2 separate regions of the Mus musculus genome follow, and region 1 is linked to region 2. The links are chromatin contacts, found by Hi-C or POLR2A ChIA-PET in ENCODE. All regions are on one chromosome and are shown on one strand. Each heading gives the region's core, a stretch centred on a gene start or an enhancer-like site at or near the end of the contact. The rest is flanking DNA. Distances are from core to core; before and after follow the strand shown.

What was found. A loop is a pair of places that touch in the nucleus more often than their neighbours do. ChIA-PET counts read pairs that join two places held with the same protein, here RNA polymerase II (POLR2A).
Region 1: a loop to region 2 is called in a map of left cerebral cortex, with 5 times the contacts of the local background. The contact joins the promoter of Dlx2 here to the promoter of Metap1d in region 2. A Hi-C loop is called at or near these places in 21 of 37 maps with a recorded cell type or tissue (ES-E14, Patski, T-helper 17 cell and 7 more). POLR2A ChIA-PET finds 5 or more read pairs at or near these places in 2 of 5 experiments (Patski and embryonic stem cell).

The regions. Positions count from the first base shown.
Region 1 is chr2:71,542,031-71,548,362 of GRCm38, reverse strand. It overlaps Dlx2 (distal-less homeobox 2), which reads left to right and starts at 1,609. Exons shown (of 3, transcript NM_010054.2): 1 at 1,609-2,379; 2 at 2,795-2,979; 3 at 3,439-4,955. The coding sequence starts at 1,971. The coding sequence ends at 3,843.
Region 2 is chr2:71,449,945-71,456,543 of GRCm38, reverse strand. Metap1d (methionyl aminopeptidase type 1D (mitochondrial)) reads right to left here and starts at 3,206. Exons shown (of 10, transcript NM_025633.3): 1 at 3,146-3,206. The coding sequence starts at 3,185.

The sequences.
Region 1 (6,332 bases), core at 360-2,859, 93 kb before region 2:
ACTAAATCCAGGCAGACTGGAAGGCGCATTACCTGCCTCATTATTCCGCTGTGTGAATGCTGGAGTTTTAATTACACACTTGCTTTTTCTGGGGAAGACCAAAGATCGTATTTTTTAAAGTATCAACTTGTTTTCCATTAGGCAGTTGTTGTAACAAGTTCTTTCAGTGACATGTTATGTCTTTAGGAAGGGATGCTTCAGATGGCGCGCACTAGCACAATTTTGTGGCTTTTAATTACTATTTTGTTCTTTTGGGGGGTTTCAGAGGCTGGCGCCTGGGCGTGATTAGACTGTCTACCAGGCCTGTAACAACCTCCTACACTGTCCACCAGGTGGCGCCACAAAGCAGGCGCTACCGCAATCTTCAAACTTGAGAGTCCATCACTGCGCTGAGTCCATCCATCACCCTTCTTTTGAAAATCCCAACCACCAGAGAGGGGAACTCATCACTTGGAAAAGAAAGAAAGAAAGAAAGAAAGAAAGAAAGAAAGAAAGAAAGAAAGAAAGAAAGAAAGAAAGAAAGAAAGAAAGAAAGAAAGAAAGAAAGAGAGAGAGAGAGAGAGAGAGAGGAAGGAAGGAAGGAAGAAAGAAAGAAAGAAAGAAAGAAAGAAAGAAAGAAAGAAAGAAAGAAAGAAAGAAAGAAAGAAAGAAGAAAAATAAAAATAAAGAAAGAAACCTAGAGAAAGAAATTACAACAGTGGAGTAAGATCCTAGAACACGAAAATGTAAAATAAAGTAGACAAAATAAAACTTCTTATATTTATTGTTTATATCAAGAAAACGTGTGATAATGAATCTTGATAAATCTCTAATATTACTTCAGTATCTCTTTTTTTTTTTCATTCCCCTTTTCATAAAAACACCAATGCAAACGACTTTGAAGGCTGTCTAGTCTGGCCTACCTTTCCCAAGGAGGGAACCTCAGAATCAGTTTCCAGCTAGTGGCTCAGATGTGCGTCATTACTAGAGACCTTTATGTGTATGAGGAAAAGTGATTTCAAATACATTACTAGTAATAATACCTTTGGGCTTATAGAGCTCTTCTCTCAAGCAAAAAGGAAAAACGTTAAACATTATCCAATTAATTGTCGTAATATCTCTGTGGGTAGTTTGGGAAGCATAGGTTATTATACGCGGTTTATGGATAATTTAAATCAATTGCCCGTCAGGTGCAAAGTGGCTGACAAGAGTAGTGCGAGCCAGGCACCTCGAGGAAAAGTATCTGGAGAAAAAGGAGACAGAGCTGGCTCGGCCCTCTTCCTGGCTTTATTTGATTAAGGCGAAGTTGGACAAGAGATGTAAATCGTTAGACTTGGCTCTTGAAAGCAGAGTAAGGTGGGAGACCCCATTTCTTTCCCGGAGCCTTATGTCCTGTTGCGGGCCATCCCGCACCCTATCCAGCTCCAGATCGGGTACCCACTTTCTGCAGTGCTTGTACACGCACCCACCGCGGCCGCCTTGCCCGCCACGTGACACGCGGGTCCCGGGGCCGCCCGGTCGCGGACTCCCGGCGCCCCGCGGCTCATTCCTTCTGATTGGCTGTTGCTAGGTGACGTTGCCCGCGGTCACGTGATAAGTGTTAAATGCCCACCCTGCAGGAGCCTGCCCGGCAGACAATCGTAAAGCTGCTCGGGGGTCGCTCACCTGCTCCCGCCTCCTGGAGCCCCTACCGGGTCTGACCGCTCTTGCCCCCTCCATTGCCCGCCCCCCGCCCGAGCCGGGCCAGGAGCCGAGAGGTCCGAGAGGCCCGGGAAGGATGCGGCCAGCAGCTGCGGTCCCGAGCCACGCACGGTGATCGCCTCCTCCAGGGGAGGAGGCGCCTAGACCGTAGCCTCATTTCTTGTTTTCCTCTCCCTCCCCCTCCCCGTAATTACATTGGTTGCTGGAAGGGACCCGGAGAGATAGACAGAGGAGGCGCCTCGCATCCCCCTCTCGCCCGCCACCCGTGCTCTTTCCTGTCCCGGGTCAGGATGACTGGAGTCTTTGACAGTCTGGTGGCTGATATGCACTCGACCCAGATCACCGCCTCCAGCACGTACCACCAGCACCAGCAGCCCCCGAGCGGTGCGGGCGCCGGCCCTGGCGGCAACAGCAACAGCAGCAGCAGCAACAGCAGCCTGCACAAGCCCCAGGAGTCGCCAACCCTCCCGGTGTCCACGGCTACGGACAGCAGCTACTACACCAACCAGCAGCACCCGGCGGGCGGCGGCGGCGGGGGGGCCTCGCCCTACGCGCACATGGGCTCCTACCAGTACCACGCCAGCGGCCTCAACAATGTCTCCTACTCCGCCAAAAGCAGCTACGACCTGGGCTACACCGCCGCGTACACCTCCTACGCGCCCTACGGCACCAGTTCGTCTCCGGTCAACAACGAGCCGGGTAAGCATCGCAAGCATCTAGGGTGCCCAAGTCACGGGGAGGGACCGGGTAAGCATGGGGTGGGGGGCAGTCCGGAGCTCTAGCCTTGCACTCTGTGCATCTCTTGCTCCCGCCCTGAACTCTGCCCAATCTCCAACTGCACGCGAATCGCAGTTTCTGCCTCTCCACGCTCCGGGGGACAGAGTCGGTGGGCGGTTGGGCCAGTTGGCATGCTGTGGGTAGCGCATAGCTTTGCTGCCCGCCTCTTCTTTCTCTCTTGCACAGCTCCCCCGGGTCCCTTGCAGGGTTCCGTGGCCAGGCCAGTCGGCGCGTGCTGAAGTTGGGAAGGCCTCCTCAAGTCTCTAAAGGCCTCCGCTCCGAACTTTAGGACCGCGGGGTTGGACGGTGGGTGCTCACCACTCACTTTTCGTTGCAGACAAGGAAGACCTTGAGCCTGAAATCCGAATAGTGAACGGGAAGCCAAAGAAAGTCCGGAAACCACGCACCATCTACTCCAGTTTCCAGCTGGCGGCCCTTCAACGACGCTTCCAGAAGACCCAGTATCTGGCCCTGCCAGAGCGAGCCGAGCTGGCGGCGTCCCTGGGCCTCACCCAAACTCAGGTGAGCAAGGTGGGAGATGGCCTGCTTTCTCTAGGAAGCGGGCACGTCCGGAACAACTTTTCAAAAGTATATTTTCACCTGTGCTTTTTTATTCCGGGCAAAGTAAACTTCTAGGCCCAATGCTTAAAACAAACAAACAAACAAAATAAGAAATTTTTTTCAAAGGGGGCAGCCGCATGGGAGGAAAGAAAATGACCCGGGTGGACAGAAATCCCACACTACAACGCCTTTCCACTCGCTGCTGCTAAAGCGGGTTCCATAACTGACCTGACACCGCACTACCCAGAACCTTGGTCACATACTTAGAGCTCATCCATCAGCATTTTGAGATCCCCCCAATGTAGCTAGAAGCAGCGGAGGCCCAGAGCCCAGGTCTGCTCGCCCGCCGTCTCCACTCCACCAACCTCCTGCCCAGGTTCCTGTACTAAAGCTCAGGGCTTTTCCTTTTTTTCTACAAAGGTCAAAATCTGGTTCCAGAACCGCCGATCCAAGTTCAAGAAGATGTGGAAAAGCGGCGAGATACCCACCGAGCAGCACCCTGGAGCCAGCGCTTCTCCTCCTTGTGCCTCCCCGCCGGTCTCGGCGCCAGCATCCTGGGACTTCGGCGCGCCGCAGCGGATGGCTGGCGGCGGCCCGGGCAGCGGAGGCGGCGGTGCGGGCAGCTCTGGCTCCAGCCCGAGCAGCGCCGCCTCGGCCTTTCTGGGAAACTACCCGTGGTACCACCAGGCTTCGGGCTCCGCTTCACACCTGCAGGCCACAGCGCCACTTCTGCATCCTTCGCAGACTCCGCAGGCGCACCATCACCACCATCACCACCACCACGCAGGCGGGGGCGCCCCGGTGAGCGCGGGGACGATTTTCTAACCTCGAGTGGACAGCGTCTGAGACTTGAGAACTGAGACACCGTGTTCTTCAGCACGCGTCCTGTAGCTAGAGGCTCGAACCTACCAGCCCGCGACCGCCACCCACCCAGCGGTATTGGAAGTGGCGACCAGGGGTGACCCGTCGTGGAGCCACTTCTCGCACTGCCACGGAGCAGCCGGAAACAAGGAGGCCTCGTGGGATCCTTTAGTGCCAAGCCTGGCGTCCCTGGCCTCAATTCCGACCTGAGCCCCGGCCACTTTTAGGCCATCCTCGGACTTGTCGCCCCTTCCCAGCCCCCTCAGCGTGATCCTCAGGGTCCTTGGTCTCTTCAGGCCCTGAGCGGGGTCAGGCACTGGGACGCCTTCCCCGCCCTCGAGGCTTCCCGGCTCTCAGAGGCTCCTTTTTTCTCTCCTGCTCCAGGCCTCAGCTCCAGTCCGCTTCGGTTATTGACCTCCTGGGTCCTACTCCACCCTATCACCTACCCCCGTGACCCCCGGGATCCCGCCGGTTTTTTCCCCTCCTGGGGGCTCATGGGGGAGAATTCCCAGCTCTCCCAACTCTTCCCGCCTCCCACTTTCCCCAGGAACACTCCCGTAGCTCCTTCATCCATTGCCAGTGGAGGGTTTTTATTTTTATTTTTTTAAAAGTTTAGGTGCCTTTGCGGATGACCTCATTTTGATGTTAAAAAAAAACTGATTTTTTTAATATGTGGACGCTGCAAAAAATGTGTTTAAATTATCTTTTTTAAGATGAATTAAGGACTATTAGCTCGAACTTCGATGCAGAGTTTGTAAATAAGGGTGTCTGTGCAGATTTCCCCACATTTATTTGTATAAAAATTTCTCATCTTTTCAGACTTTTTTGTAAACCGCCCCCGAGTTGTGAAAGCTGCGACGTAGCAGTGACCTCAGCAGTCCCTATGTTTTCCCCCTTTGAAAATTTTTCTCAGTTAAATTAAGCTACTGATTTGAATTTGTTTTTATCTTGTCCTAAAGTCTTTGTTCTTGAAATGCAAGGTATTTGGGGGTTATTTATTATGAAAGCAACATACTCTTAATGTTGATTTTACAATATGAAGAGATTATTTAAAATAAATTATTGTTTTCATTGGAGTGTGTGCTTTTTCCTTGGTGCCAGGGTTACCTCGGCTCGGACCTTGAGCGGGTCCCCGCCCCGGAATCGGATGAACAAAACTGCACATTTACACCTTTCCGAGGCTGCAATGGCCATGAGATGCGCACAGTCCGAGATGGGTACTACGGCCTCGGTGAAGGGTTCAGCTCCTCCCCCCTCTCCCGAGTCCGCCCGCAGTTCTTCAGCCTAAGGCGGCGTGAGTCACTCAGCGCCGGGCGGCTCCAGCCTCCGCCCGCCTGGTCCCTCTGGCGCCGGCGCCACCGCCCCGCGCCTGGGCGGTCTCCGCCGCGACCGCGTCCACAATGCTAGCCAGGCAGCGCACCCAAGCTGCCATGGGCAACCAAATGCCCAGGACCTAAGCTCTGCAACAGTCTGGGATCAGACTCCTTCAATGGTCCCTCCCTCCATTTGCCCGCCCCCCCCCCCCCCAGGCCTTTTGGGAGCTGGCAGATACCAGAACTCAGTGAGTCACTCCTGTGAAGCATGGCTGGCTGCTTTGGAATGCTGGGCAACCCCAGAACACCGTGCTATGCTAGTACGTACACACACACACACACACACACACACACACACACACACACACACTTTCGAACACACCCAGGCACACACTCCCGTTACGCATGCTGACACAAACATGAAAATGCAGTCATAACGGCGGATAGAGATGGATGCTCATTGCTGTGGAATGATGCACATTACACCTCACACTCTTCAGGAGGGAAGGTCCACCAACACTGAACTTTGCTTCCCACTACAGTCCTCACAGGACCAGCTCTTAGCTTCGGAAACGACCCTACTTTCTGGCCTTCCCTACAGGTCTAAACTAAAAGCCTGTTTCACTGAAAGCACTGAAGTCTGTTGTTGGAAGCACAGCCCCCACCCACCCCGCAACACACACTCCCCCAGCATCAACCACTGACTATGTGACCTTGGGCAACCCTCTTAGTCTCTCTGTGTTGCAGTTTGCAGATCTCTACGATAGGAGAACTAATAACAGCTATGGCTCAGAATAGTGAACAACTTAATGAACCCCTAATGAGGCAATGATGTAACAACGCCTGCTTGTGATAAGCACTAGATAAGTTTTGGCTCTTTGGTGTTTACTATTACTGTTTTAATGCAATGCTCCAAGTCGGGGGAGGGGCACTTTACTCCTGAAGTCCGATATTATTAAGAGACTTTTCTAATTTCGCCTTGAATGGAAAGGTTAGGGAGAGGAACTGGTCCTTTTCGACATGAGGCTTGAGCTTCTACCATGCCCTCCAAGAGATCAGCCTGTACTGCAGAGGAAGTTGGGCACAGACCAGAAATTTCTGCTTGCTAAAAACGCAGGCCTGAAAAGTTTATGCGGGTCA
Region 2 (6,599 bases), core at 1,957-4,456:
TCCTTTGATGATGAACAAGGCTGTGAAGGCATAAGTAAGTCAAATAAATCACAGTGAGTTATAGTTCTCTATTTGTCTACAATGCATGAGCTCTCAGATCCTAACAACCCTCTTCTATCACACAGCATAGCAACCAGGCAATGCAGAGGACAGTGAGCCTTTAAGAGAAAACAAATTTAATCACCTCCCAGATTTCTGCTCCGTAAAACCTCCCCAGATGTGGCATTGGAAAGTGAGCCCGTGCACCAGCTGACTGCTTGGCTAAGTCAGAGAACAGAGGTTTGATCTGCAAGCAGCTGGAAAAGAACACAACACTCCACAGAATCTATCAGGCTAAGCTGCTGCAGGCTGCAAGCTGAACTGATTCCAGGGTTTGCAGGGCTGGTACAAGTAGGAGCTCCAGTTCACGTCCAGAGCCAACACACTTCCCTGAGCGAACCTCACCAAGCCTCCCCGACAGCATGCAACTGAGATCCCAGAAAGTCTAGGCTTAGGAGTTAAGAATCATGCCTGTTAACAGAGCAAGAGAGGACAAATCCCATCTAGCTGGCTGCTAGTCTTTGTAAATGAAGTTTTATTAGAACACAGCTATGTTCACTTGTACTTGGCAGAGTTGTGTAATTGTAACAGAGAATATTGCTCACAAAAGTCTAAGATACTATCTGACCTTTACTGAGTTCTACATTGGAGTAAGACCTCTGGTATTTCCCCTAAAAATAAAGGCACCCCCCCAAAAAAAAATCTGTTCTAACAAAGATAACACCAAGTGTGGGAGAACCAAACTACCTGCCTAATACTCAACATATTTTAAAGAAAAAAAATCAACATAATCTCCAAAAGATACCAGTCATTGTGTTACATATATAATTATGTTACATGAGCTGTGAAGCAGGAAAGTGTAGCCAATCAATTATCACCACCATCATCACCACCATCATCAAATAAGACAGACTGTGGGGAAACTCTGATTTCAAGTGTTTAAAATAGCCGTTACGGGGCTAGAGAGATGGTTCCGTGGTTAAAAGCACTTACTGCTCTTCCAGAGGATCTGGCCAGTTGGATTCTCATAACCTGTATCTTATGGCTCACAACTGCCTATAATTTCAGTTCCAGGGGATATGACTCCCTCTGGCCTCCTCAGGTACCTGCACATATGTGGTGCACGTAAACTCAAGATGGATTACATGCATGCACATAAATAAAAAATAAATCTTTTTTTAAAAAGTTGTTATGTTTACTGGGTGTGGCAGCACATGCTTGGAAATGGCAGAAGGACCAGGAATTCAAGCCCGCCCTACACAAGACCCTGTCTCATAAAATAAAATGTAACAATTGTTACAAGAGCATGACTGGGAAATCTGAACAGAGAAACTGACAGAGAAATGCCCAGTATGACGGGTGGTTTACACCACTAATCTCAACACACGGTGGTAGAGGCGGAAGGACCAGGAGTTCAAGGCTACAGGAGATTCTGTCTTAAAACAAATAAATAGCTAAATAGAAATTCTAAAAATAAGTACAATATACAAGACAATGAGTAGGATTCTCAGTCTTTCTGTCTTTCTTTTCTTCCTTCTTTGTTCCTTCCTTCCTTCCTTTTTTTCTTTCTTTCTCCTCTTATGGAGCAGGGGAACCCCAAACCAAGGCTTATGGGTGCTAACCACTGAGCTATACTCCCTAGGCACAGTTTTCAGAGATACATAGGCAAAAGAATCTACAAATAAAGTGATATACCTAGGACATCCTTTAAAATAATACCATCGTGGGAGGCACTGTGGCTGGGGTGGAGAAGTGAGTGTCTCTACACACATGATTTGTGAGCAGACAATGTGTATGCAGAGTTTGCCGCTCTGTTGTGTGTTTGAAATTTCTCCTATGAAGAACATTTCAAAGGCTAAAAAAAGAAAATCTAATCTTCACATGAACAAGTTGTATTAAATGTACAAGATCATTCAAGTGATGAGAAGTTCTGGGTACACACAGAATGACCAGAGTCATCTTTGCCAAAAACCTCTAAGATATGTAGCACTATATTTTGAGTGCTTTGGAAAATATGGGCATTTCATAAAAACTGAATATTTTATTTCACAAAGCCGTGAATCGTGTATGTCATTCTCTGTATGTATTATATTAGATACACATATACACACAAATATAACTACACAAATATATGAGTATCTGATTTCACAAAGGGGGGGCTGTATTGAGCTAAACTGGGCTGGTGAGATGGTTCAGTGGGTAAAGCCTGAACCAAGCCTCATGGTCTGAAAAACAGATAATGGGAGAACTCCCACAAGTTCTCCTATGACCCTGTGACCTTTGTATGCACACCTTGGCACCTGTTTGAGCATACACCAGACAAACAAATATATGTAATTTTAATGTCCTACAACTTGCTTTTTCCAAATATTCCAAATAATATATTTTTGTGGACACCATTCCATGTCAACGTCAAACTTTTTTACACACCCTTAGATACACACAAATAAGTTGGTATCTGACTTCACAAAAGGGGATTGTATTAAGTTAAGCTGGACTGGTGAGATGGCTCGGAAGGTATATAATACGTGCTGAGTATTGCTCTGAAAATATTTACCTCCTAAAACCGTTCCTATGTGCCTGGCACTTAAATTGTATCTAAAGTCGTTGGTGTTCCTTTTTTTTTTTTTCGTCCTTCTTGAACCTATTTTTGAGTTCTTGCTAGCAAAGAATCCGAACCTAGTACTAATTCAACAACGATTCGCCGGAAACGCATCTGTTTGGAATGCCCCTGACATCGTTAGCTCTCCTAAGTCATCATGACTGTCATCACCTTTTACAAGTTTCTCAAAAAGGCATGCCAATCCAACAGCTCTAAACCGAGTGTTCCGGCGCATTTCACCGTCGTCGCTGGTAGATACGTCTGCAACACTAACCACACAAGTAAAGAGAGGGAAGAAAACTTCAGGTAACGACCCACAAATCTCAAGAACTAAGCACTCAAGCAACATGGTAAGAAGAGGACAAACGTGTGTCTGTTTCTGCAGCGTGCCAACGTGTATGGTATACGCGGGTCCGACTGAAAGTACGCACGTGCGTACCAAGCCCACGCGCGGACGTGTCTCTGGGCGCGTAGCCCTGGAGCGGTCGTATGCCGATCGCTTACCTCCACGGACGAGCAGGGGGACGCCGATGGGCGCCGCCATGTTGGCTCCGGTCACGTGGCCAAGAGAGCCTCGCAGCTCCGCCCACTGGAGTAGCCGCGCTCTCAAAGCCCAGAAGCGCTGAAGCAGTGGGAGGCGAGTGCGCGCGCGCGCGTGAGCTGGCTTGCAGGAGCCCGGGCTAGCGAGTGCCTCTGGTGTCGAGGCCAGCAGCTCCGTCTGCGGCCAGCTCGCTTCCACCAGGAGAGGCTGGCTCCGGCCGCAGTTCTCTCTCTGAGCTTCCAGACCCATCAGGGATGGAAGAAAGTCGTCATGTAAGTGTAGCCTCCAGTATTTATAGAATCACCATTTTGGTGCATGGATACGTGAAGTTGGGCGAGAGGAAAAAAAAAACAAACAAACAAACACAATTTAGTGTGCAACAAAGCACTTTCATCGCCTTTCATTCGGTTACAAATCATTTCCAGGCAACTAGTTGAAAAAGTTGGATCAGTTTGATCAGCTTCCCTTTGCAATGTTAGAATATTAATTACTCAGCAGAGACTCCAGAATAGAATAGTTGGGACACCTATGTGGCCCTGTGGGTATCTTCACAGGATTTCTCCTTCCCTGATGACACTTCCTGCTTGGCAGTATTAACTGCTGTTATCCCTAAATTAGATATTTAAAGAATGACGCATGTCAGCTTGCATAGCCCCTATGTCAAGGCAAGTGAGGCAGCCGCTGTACCTTCGATGATACTGTTGCCCGATTTCACCAGGTTCTGTGCCTCTTGCCCTTGTTTTGCGGTGGAGTCCAGACGCTCATGGACCAGGTGTTATCCATCTTGGTAGCTTCCTGTGCTCAACACAGACCATGATACCCCAAGATGTGTATGGTGAAAGAACCCAAACTGTAGTGTAGCAGTTTCTGGACTTTGAATGCAGTCGAGATCGATAAGGATTCCTTGTGAATATGTGGATGTCTTCTCATTGATTTTAAAGAATCCACATGCGGGCTGGAGAGATGGCTCGGCGGTTAAGAACACTTAGGACTCTTCCTGAGTTCAATTCCCAGCAACCACATGGTGGCTCACAACCATCTTTAATAGAACCTGATGCCCTCCTCTTGTGTGTCTGAAGATAGCTACACTGTACTACATATATAAAATAAAAAATAAAAGAGTCCACATGCTCAACTGGCACACCTTTAACCTCAGGAGGCAGAGTTCAACTCATCACAAACCTCAAATCGGAGAACACTTAATCCAAGGGTATTCTTTTTGTTTGAGAATATCATACACACATAGAATGTGTTTTTGTCTAATACACTCCCAGCACCACCACGCGCCCCCATCCTTCTCCTCCAACTCCTGCTCATCCCTTCCACCACATTTCCCTTTCAACTTCATGTGCTTTTATTTTAACACACTGAGTCCATCTACTGCCAGTATGCACATGAATGTAGGGCCATCTACTGGAGCACGGGGATCCTTTCAGGGGCAGAAACCCTGGAGAAAACTGACCACCCTCATCCCCTCAGTAGCTCTGTCAATTGTCAGCTATGAATGGGACTTTGTGTCCTTGTCCCAATCTATGTTGAGATCTCGGCTAGCTAGGTCTTGTGCGTGTAGTGACAGCCATTATGAATCCATGTGTGCCTTGGTCCTGTTTCATCCAGAAAACACTTCCACAGAGGTCACCCTGTACCTCTGGCCCTTAGAATCTTTTCATAGCTCCCCTCTTAGGAGATCATCCCCTGAACCTTGGAGTTAGGGAATGTGTGTGTGTGTGTGTGTGTGTGTGTGTGTGTGTATGTGTGTATGTGTGTGTGTGTGTGTGTGTGTGTGTATGTGTGTATGTGTGTGTGTGTTTGTGTGTGTGTGTGTATGTGTGTGTGTGTGTGTGTGTGTGTGTGTGAGAGAGAGAGAGAGAGAGAGAGAGAGACAGACAGACAGACAGACAGAGAGACAGAGAGAGGGTATAGATAGAGATAGATAAAGAGATAGATATTGATCTAGATAGAGATATATCTCCCATTTAGGGATGAGCACAGTCTATTAATCTTGCACATTGGCCAGTTGTCAGTCTTTATATTAATCTCCATCTACTTCAAAAAGAAGTTTCTCTCAGGAAGATTAAGAAACACACAGATGTATGGGTATAAAGATAAGACCTTAGGGTGCAGCTCAATACCATGTCCATTTAGGAGAGTCAACATGGTGGTTCACCACCTCCATGGGTACTAGGAACACAGTTGGTACATAGACACTGGAAAGTGACATAAAAGGACACATGACATTGACTTCTGGAATGCATACACATGCTTGTGCTTATGTGCATATATACACTGTTCACATAAAAGACTTGCTGGGTGCCAGGTGTGGTGGCACATGCCTTTAATCCCAGTACTCAGGAGGCAGAGGCAGGAGTATTTCTGAATTCGAGGCCAGCCTGGTCTACAGAGTGAGTTCCAGGACAGCCAGGGCTACACAGAGAAACCCTGTCTCAAAAGCAAAAAAAAAAAAAAAAAAAAAAAAGACTTGCAGGGCATGGTGGTGTACACCTTTAATCCTACTTGGGAGGCAGAGGCAGACAGACCTCTGTGTGCTCAAGGTTACCTGATCTACAATAGTTAGTTACAGGCCATCCAAAGGGCACACAATGAGATCCTGTCTAAAACAAAACAGAACAAAACAAAACAACATGACTTGTCTATGATTACTTGTCTAAAATAAATTTCTCCTTGCATGTTCTTGAAAAACTTAACAGTCTACCCTTTCTCTTTACTTAATATTAAAGATTGCACCCTTGCTTTGACACCACATATACCAAAATTAGAAACATATGAAGAAGATTAGCACTGCCTCTGTGCACAGGACATGCAAATTCATGGAGCATTCTATATTTGTCGTTGAGGGGTGGGGAAAAGAACCTGCTCAAAACATTGTATGAAAACTTTAAACCAAAAGGAAAGATTACTAATAAATAGATACAGAAATACATAAGTAAAGACTTTATGCCACACATAATTTGTTATAAATTTGTACTTTTAAGTTTTAAATGCACTAGGGATTATGAGATAAAATAATCTTTGGACACAACTTAAAATGTTATATACTTTCTAGGATTACCCATAATGCAAGATTTTTTTTTAAATCTAGTCTGTTATATTTGTTATATTTCAGTTGCTGTTATAAAATATCATGACCAAGGAAATTTATAGATGAAACTTATTGATGAAAGAGTTTTGGGAGTAGTAGCGCACGCCTTTAATCCCAGTACTTGGAAAGCAGAGGCAGGTGGATTTCTGAGTTCAAGGCCAGCCTGGTCTACAGAGTGAGTTCCCAGGACAGCCAGAGCTATACAGAGAAACTCTGTCTCGAACACATTCCCTGCCACCCCCCAACACACACATCCCCAAAATAGTTTTTTTGGGTTTTAGTTCCAGGGGAATGTTTTAGTCCCTCATGGTGGGGAA